3 separate regions of the Homo sapiens genome follow, and all the other regions are linked to region 1. A link is a contact called in ENCODE Hi-C or POLR2A ChIA-PET data. All regions are on one chromosome and are shown on one strand. Each heading gives the region's core, a stretch centred on a gene start or an enhancer-like site at or near the end of the contact. The rest is flanking DNA. Distances are from core to core; before and after follow the strand shown. Region 1 holds the start of AP2S1 (adaptor related protein complex 2 subunit sigma 1). Region 2 holds the start of MYPOP (Myb related transcription factor, partner of profilin). Region 3 holds the start of NOP53 (NOP53 ribosome biogenesis factor).

The links. A loop is a pair of places that touch in the nucleus more often than their neighbours do. ChIA-PET counts read pairs that join two places held with the same protein, here RNA polymerase II (POLR2A). Pooled maps may share reads with other maps.
Region 2: a loop to region 1 is called in a pooled map, with 7 times the contacts of the local background. The contact joins the promoter of MYPOP here to the promoter of AP2S1 in region 1. A Hi-C loop is called at or near these places in 7 of 50 pooled maps. POLR2A ChIA-PET finds 5 or more read pairs at or near these places in 2 of 52 experiments (GM12878 and OCI-LY7).
Region 3: a map of naive thymus-derived CD4-positive, alpha-beta T cell shows a loop between it and region 1 (22-fold over the local background). The contact joins the promoter of NOP53 here to the promoter of AP2S1 in region 1. A Hi-C loop is called at or near these places in 1 of 168 maps with a recorded cell type or tissue (naive thymus-derived CD4-positive, alpha-beta T cell) and 7 of 50 pooled maps. POLR2A ChIA-PET finds 5 or more read pairs at or near these places in 1 of 52 experiments (Caco-2).

What each region holds. Positions count from the first base shown.
Region 1 is chr19:46,849,587-46,852,101 of GRCh38, reverse strand. AP2S1 (adaptor related protein complex 2 subunit sigma 1) reads left to right here and starts at 1,256. Exons shown (of 5, transcript NM_004069.6): 1 at 1,256-1,338. The coding sequence starts at 1,336. RefSeq lists an enhancer at 932-1,241.
Region 2 is chr19:45,901,355-45,903,869 of GRCh38, reverse strand. It overlaps MYPOP (Myb related transcription factor, partner of profilin), which reads left to right and starts at 1,257. Exons shown (of 3, transcript NM_001012643.4): 1 at 1,257-1,300; 2 at 2,045-2,515. The coding sequence starts at 2,097. RefSeq lists silencers at 565-644, 1,205-1,254 and enhancers at 905-1,014, 1,445-1,494.
Region 3 is chr19:47,744,292-47,746,806 of GRCh38, reverse strand. It overlaps NOP53 (NOP53 ribosome biogenesis factor), which reads right to left and starts at 1,261. Exons shown (of 13, transcript NM_015710.5): 1 at 1,024-1,261. The coding sequence starts at 1,247. RefSeq lists enhancers at 68-568, 989-1,378.

The DNA.
Region 1 (2,515 bases), core at 7-2,506:
CTGGGTGACCAAGGGAGACCCTCTTTCAGAAAAAAGCAAAAACAAAGACACACCAAAAAAACACTAAACTAACTGCTGACCTGGAGGGTTTTTTTTTTTTTTGACAGAGTTTCGCTCTTGTCATTCCAGCTAGGGTGCAATGGTGTGATCTCGGCTCACTGCAACCTCTGCCTCCCAGGTTCAAGCAATTCTCCTGCCTCAGCTTCCCGAGTTGCTGGGATTACAGGCACCTGCCATCACACCCAGCTAATTTTTATATTTTTAGTAGAAATGGTTTCACCGTGTTGGCCATGCTGGTCTCGAAGTCCTGACCTTAGGTGATCCACCCACCTCAGCTTCTCAAAGTGCTGGGATTACAAGCATGGGCCATCATGCCCCCGCCAAACTAGAGATTTTTTTTTTTTTTTGGAGTCTCTCTCTATTGCCCAGGCTGGAGTGCAGTGGCGAGATCTGGGCTCACTGCAACCTCTGCCTCCGGGCTTCAAGTGATTCTCCTGCCTCAGCCTCCCGAGTAGCTGGGACTACAGGTGCGCACCACCATGCCTGGCTAATTTTTTGTATTTTTAGTAGAGATGGGGTTTCGCCATGCTGGCTAGGCTGGTCTCGAACTCCTAACCAAGTGATCTGCCTGCCTCGGACTCCCAAAGTGCTGGGATTACAGGAGTAAGCCACCGCGCCGGGCCGGTTCAAATTTATGCTTTTAAACTGTTGTCTCCCGAGAGACACACGCAACGTATTTTAAGCAAAACACTGGCTTGGTGTTGTGGTGGCTCATGCCTGTAATCCTGGTGATTTGGAAGGCTGAGGGTCGCTTGAAGCTGAGTTCGAGATCAACCTAGGCAATATATCTAGACCCCTGTCTCTATTTTTAAAAAAATTAAAGAAATCACTGGATGAGGAATGGAAAGACATTTTCTATCTCCCCAGGACAGTTTTTTAAAATTTAAAACTACTATTCCCAGCATGCCCTTCTCCCCTGGGTGGGGGGAGGGGACCTAAGAGAACTACATTTCCCTGAATGCAACGCCTTCACCGCTGGTTCTTCAGCATCTCGGGAATTGTAGTCCTCTGTAAAGATGTTTGTCCACAAATCCCAGCATGCACTTGGGATCTGACTCGTTTGGTAGGAAAAGGACTGGCTCTGACTCTTCACCCATCTTCACCCAGGCTGGCCCCTTTGGTGAAACTACAACTCCCAGGGGTCTGTGCGCGAGAAGGCAGGCGGGTTTTTCTACCGGAAGTCCGCTCTAGCTCTGGGCCCTACAACTGCACCCTGAGCCGGAGCTGCCCAGTCGCCGCGGGACCGGGGCCGCTGGGGTCTGGACGGGGGTCGCCATGGTAACGGGGGAGCGCTACGCCGGGGACTGGCGGAGGGGGGGCCCACGCGTAAATAGCCGAGGCTGGATCGGGCGCTGACAAGTCCCTTCTCTGCCGCGGATGGTCTGGGTCAGGCGCGGGCTCTGGGGATTGGGACCGATCCAGGGCCGGGAAGGAGGGCACAGGGCGGTGATTCTGCGCGCGGGGGTTACCAGGGGTCTCGCGGCGACGGGCATTGGGGGTGGTGTTCCAAGGGGAAAGGGCTGTGCAGGTGGGAAACGTTGTAGATGGTTGGAAGCTTTGAAACGAGAGGAAACTCGTGAGACACAGTCTTGTGGGTAGCGAGAAGGCATTGGAGGTGGGGAGAGGGCGTCCGAAAGAGGAAGGCGCTCTGGAAGTGTGGCGGGAGCGCTGGGACGAGAACGCGAGACCTTGGAAAAGGGGAGGGAGGTTTTCTTGATGGGAGGAGTCTCTAGAGACAAGGATCTGATTGCAGGTGGAGAGGGGATGTTGAGACAGGGGCAGGAGACTGCCTGTGAGAGAGGGATGATCTCAAGAAGAGACCTGGCACAGGAAACCAAAAGGAGGCAACTGTAGGGAATGAAACTTAAGGGTCTGGGAAAGCGCTGTAAAAGGAGAGAGGACCTGGAGGTAAGATGGACACTCGGAAAGAATGGGGAGCAACTGAATAGGTCTTTCCAAGAGGAGAGATCTTGTGGGGTGGGGAGTAGGCTTGAAAGTGTGAGACCTGGGGAGGAATCTTTGTTGGGGCAAAGACTCAACATTGGATTTAGGAGTGCCCCTATCCCCCAGGTTGGGGCTTTGGATCTAGGAAAGGGTTCTTTGGGCTGGAAGTTGGGAAAGAAAACGAATGAGAAAGAGTGTCAGAGCGGGGGCGGAGTCTCCTCCAGGAACAGGGTCCTTGGAGGCAAAATGTGACCTTTTGAAGAAGGGAGGAAGCTTGGGAGTGGGACAAGGGATGTCACCAGTAAAAAGCCCATTGAGGCCCCAAGGAGGGGAACTGAGACTGAGAAAGTGGAGGTCAAAAGGGAACAACTCCAGAGGAGGGGGATTGGAGACAGGGAAGGTTGGGGGGCATCTAGAGGGGACAGCAGAGGCGTGAGGATGCAGAGATTCAGGACGGAGGGGACTTGAGATTCCAAATGGGAAGAAAACAGGGAGAGGTATACAAGGGAAT
Region 2 (2,515 bases), core at 8-2,507, 950 kb after region 1:
TTTTTTTTTTTGAGACGGAGTCTCACTCTGTCGTCCAGGTGGAGTGCAGTGGTGCAATCTCAGCTCACTGCAACCTCTGCCTCCCGGGGTTAAGCGATTCTCGTGCCTCAGCCTCCCGAGTAGCTGGGATTACAGGCATGCACCACCATGCCCAGCTAGTTTTTGTATTTTCAGTAGAGATGGGGTTTCACTGTGTTGGCCAGGCTTGTCTCGAACCCCTGACCTCAGGTAATCCGCCCGCCTTGGCTTCCCAAAGTGCTGGGATTACAGGCGTGAGCTCCACCGCGCCCGGCCCAGGCTACGGATTTTAGCTTTTATGTTCATTGTACCAGGAACTGTGTAAGTGCTCATGTATATTTATTGAGTCGATGAATGAAGCACCAATTGTCGAATGACCTTGAGGACTCCTGCAGGATGCTAACGAACACACTTCTCAGCCGGACTGAGCTCCATCATCCTGCCATGCGGCTCACCCCACCTGCGTTCTGGCTTCATTCCTGTCTCCATGCACTTGCTTAAAGTCGTGCCGGCGTCAGGATCTCCCTTCCTACCAGCCAGGAAGCTCTTCCCTCTTATTTTCCCCGCTCCTCGAGGTAAAGGTGCGCACAGAGGGGCCCCCAAGGCGTGACTGGAAGGCTTGTGGGTCGCTATGGTTACTGCATCCGCCCGGGGCGGGACATCCCCAGGACGCCCAGCCTCTAGGGGTGCGAGGTGGGAAGCTCTGGAGCGGCCCAGCGCAGGGGCGGGCAAGCCAGGAGGCAAAGCGGTTTCCTCACGCCTCCACCCCACCCACACAGTTGTCAAGGAGACAAAGCGCTTCCCTTCAGCGCTGTCTCCCTCCCCTTTGGTTAGAGGGCAGGGTGGGCTGGAAGACTGTCCGAAAGGTTGGGTACTGGCGCGCTCCCAGCATCTCTCCCATCCAAGCTCGCAACGCCTGCGCCGAGACCCGGTACCGGGTACAACCCGAGGCACGCGCATGCGCGCGATGGAGTTTTTGCGCGTGCGCCGTTGTGGCCCCAGGAAGCTGGGGTACCCGCGCGGCGCTAACGTTGCGGCTGCGCAGTTGCGGCCTGCTGGTGGGGCTCGGCGGAGCGCAGTTCTGCGCCTGCGCTGTGCTGGGGTAGGTGGGAATGAAACCCTGGCGGTAAGGGCATTGGGGCCGACTGGCCCTGGGCGCGCCTGCGCCTTGGCATGCGGGGCGGCCGGAGGCGGGGCCGAAAGAGGGGAGGGAGGGAGGCGGGGGGTGGGAACAGGCCGCAGAAGCCCGAGCCCTGACCCACCGGCGGCTGCGGCGGAGCCGGTGAGTGACCCGTGGCCCGACTCGGTCCCCACCCTCCGCGACCTTCGCTCTCCCTGCCGTCCCCCGTAGCCTCCGTTGTCTCCTTGTGATACGGGACCCCCGTTATTTCCAGAGCTCCCCTTAATTTCTGGCAATCCCCAGAGCCCCCACAATCCTCGCAGACCCTGATCCCTAATATTTGATCGTTCCAGCTCTTCCAGTGATACAGGAGCTCCCACCTCACCATTATTCCTGGACATCCCTCTAAGGGCCCTTCTCATATCGGTCTTACAGACGCCCCGTTGCCCCCTAGAGCCCCTAGAGCGCCTCCTCTGCTCCAGATTCCCCCCTTCTTGCTGCATCCCCCCTTCCGCATCTCCTTATCTTCATGCATCTAAGACCCCCCCGAGGCACCCCCATCCTCCCTCCATTTCCTATCCTCCCGTGCCCCCATTCTCTAACTCCTGCAGACACCTCCTCTCCTCGCACTTTTCCTCCTTTCCTTCCATCCCTCCAGACCCTCCCCCAATTTCTATCAACTCTTCAGCGTGGCACTTCGCGCCGCGCGAAGTCCGAGCCAAGCGCTCAGCCGGTGTCAGCTACTCTTAGGCGCTTCCGACTTACCCGGGTGCCCGTCGCCCCCGCCCGCCCCCCGCCCCCACTCCTGCCCCCGGGGACTAAGGAGCTCTCGGCCCGGCGGTCTGGGAGAGGCGGCGGCGGGGGGACCCCGAACCCCAGCCAGCCCCGTGCGCCCTTTGCCCGCAGCGCCGGCGCCCCCCATGCGCCAGACGGCAGGACGGCGGCGTCGGGGGGCGCCATGGCCTCGGCGGCGGCGGGCGAAGCGGAGGAAACCACCCGGTTGCGCAAGCCGCGCTTCTCATTCGAAGAGAACCAGATCCTGATCCGCGAGGTGCGCGCCCACTACCCGCAGCTCTACGGCGCGCAGAGCCGTCGGGTGAGCGTGGCAGAGCGGCGGCGCGTGTGGGACGGCATCGCCGCCAAGATCAACGGTATCACCAGCTGGAAGCGCACGGGCCAGGAGGTGCAGAAGCGCTGGAACGACTTCAAGCGCCGCACCAAGGAGAAGCTCGCTCGCGTGCCGCACTCCACGCAGGGCGCCGGGCCCGCCGCGGAGGACGCTTTCTCCGCGGAAGAGGAGACCATTTTTGCCATCCTGGGGCCAGGTGTGGCGGCGCCGGGGGCAGGTGCTGGGGCGGAGGAGCCCCCTGCGGCCCC
Region 3 (2,515 bases), core at 12-2,511, 890 kb before region 1:
GGACTGCCAGGCGCAGTGGCTCACGCCTGTAATCCCAGCACTTTGGGAGGCCCAGGCGGGTGGCTCACCTGAGGTCAGGAGTTCAAGAGCAGCCTGGCCAACATGGTGAAACCCTGCCTTTACTAAAAATACAAAAATTAGGCTGGGTGTGGTGGCTCACACCTGTAATCTTAGCACCTTAGGGGGCCGGGGCGGGTGGATCACCTAAGGTCAGGAGTTCAAGACCAGCCTGGCCTGTAACATGGCAAAACCCTGTCTCTACTAAAAATACAAAAATTAGCCGGACGTGGTGGTGCATGCCTGTAATCCCAGCTACTTGGGAGGCTGAAGCAGGAGAATCACTTGAACCCAGGAGGCAGAGGTTGCAGTGAGCCGAGATCGTGCCATTGCACTCCAGCCTGGACTACAGAGAAAGACTCCGTCTCAAAAAAAAAAGAAAAAAGAAAAGAAAAGAAAAATAGCCGAGCGTGGTGGCGCCCGCCTGTAATCCCAGCTACTAAGGAGCTGAGGCAGGAGAATCGCTTGAGCCTGGGAGGCGGAGGTTGCGGTGAGCTGAGATCGCGCCTACTCCAGCCTGGGCGATAGAGCGAGACTCCGTCTGAAAAACATATATATATACATATATATACACACACACATATACACATATATATATACACACATATACACATATATATACACACACATATATACATACACACACACACATATTTAGAAAACAGCAAGCTAAGGTGGATGCATGGAACGTATTTATGCTAAAAATTATTCATTGTTTACCTAAAATCCAAATTTAATTGAGCGTCCTGTATATTTATCTGCTAAATCTGGTAACTCTATCAAGCTCTCCAGCTTCCCATGCTGAGTCCCCTGCCCATGCTCTCCATTTCCTCGGCGGTCCCCGGGACAGGAGCCCCCAACCCCCGACCCCCGACCCCCGACCCCCGACGAGTCCACGCAAGCACGCCTGGCCTTGCACCTGGGCGCAGGAACCGTCCCACCTCCCGGAAGTCCCGCCCAACGTACCCGCTCGTGCGCTCCTGTAGCCGCACGTCTTCCAGGAACTGGTCAACCTCCAGCCCCAGCGGCTCCTGAGCAAGCCGCCGCCAGCCCCGCTTCTTATTTCTTGGGCCTCGCCGCCGCCGCCTCAGCGCTGGGTCCACCGAAGTGGGCCGCAGCCCCAGGAAACCAGAATCGGCATCGCTTTTCGAGCTGCGCTTCCCACCAACGCCACTGCCTCCTGCCGCCATCTTGTCAAAGGAAGAACTCAGCCACTGGCGTCCCAAAAAGCCCCTTTGCAGCGTGCGCGCGCAGATTTCCCACCCTCTTCCGTGACGTACTTCCTGTGGCAGCCATATTTATAAAGTGACTGGAGTTGCCAGGAGGCTGCCATCTTGGTAAAGGATAAATGGCTCCTCCTTCCTCCATTCTTTACAGCGGGATCTGAAGATTCCTAACGGCGGCGGGTGGTAGGAAAGAGACGGGAAGGTTGCAGGTTCTTAGCTTTCGCCCTTAAGCGAACACCTTTCCCGGCCGCCTGGGGTCTTTGCTCAAACTGATTTTTTTCTTTAATAGATAAGGTCTCACTTTGTTGCCCCCAGGCTGGAGTGCAGTGGAAGGGTAATGGCTCACTGCAGCCTCCAACTCCTAAGCTCAGGGATTCTCCTACCTCAGCCTCCCGAGTAGCTGCGACCACAGAAGGGTGCATCCGCACCTGGCTAATTTTTTATTTTTATTTTTTGTAGAAATGGAGCCTCCCCATGTTGCCCAGGCTGGTCTCAAACATCTGGTTTCAAGTGATCCTCCTTCCTAGGCCTCCCAAAGCGCTGGGATTACAGGCTCACACCACCACTCCCGGTCCAAACTGATGTGTGTGTGTTTTTTTTTAAGAGACAAAGGTCTCACTATGTTGTCCAGGCTGGTCTTGAACCCCTGGGCTCAAGTGATTCTCCCTCCTCAGCCTCCGAAAATGCTAGGATTACAGATGTGAGCCACCATGCTCGGCCTGATTATTTTTTAATCTCGTTTTCTTAGAAAGTCAGAACCGTCAGTGGCAGATTCCGCACAACACACATTCCAATCTCAGAAGTTTTGTCCTCTCAAATGTTCCAATCCTAGGATCTTAGAAATCAAGTAACTTTCGGAATATCAAAGTTGGAAGCACAGAACATTAGAGGAATGTTAGAAACATACACTTTTAGGACCCTAGAAGTGCAGACTCAGAATCATTCATCTTGAGCGGGCTACTTCACTGTGCCTCAGTTTCCTCATCTGTAAAATAAAGATGATAACAGTACATCTGCGTCATAAGTCATGCAGAAGATTAAACATATGTAAAGCGCTTAAGGCTGCGTCTGGCATCTGAGTGTTAGCTATTGTTACTGCCTTGCCCTCTGAGGCTTCATCTTAGAATCAACTCATCTTTGTCATTTACAAATAAGGAAGGAAGCTCAGAGGCTCTTGGGCCCTGGCAGCCATTCAAAGGGATCCATGGCAGGGCGTGGTGATTCACGCCTCT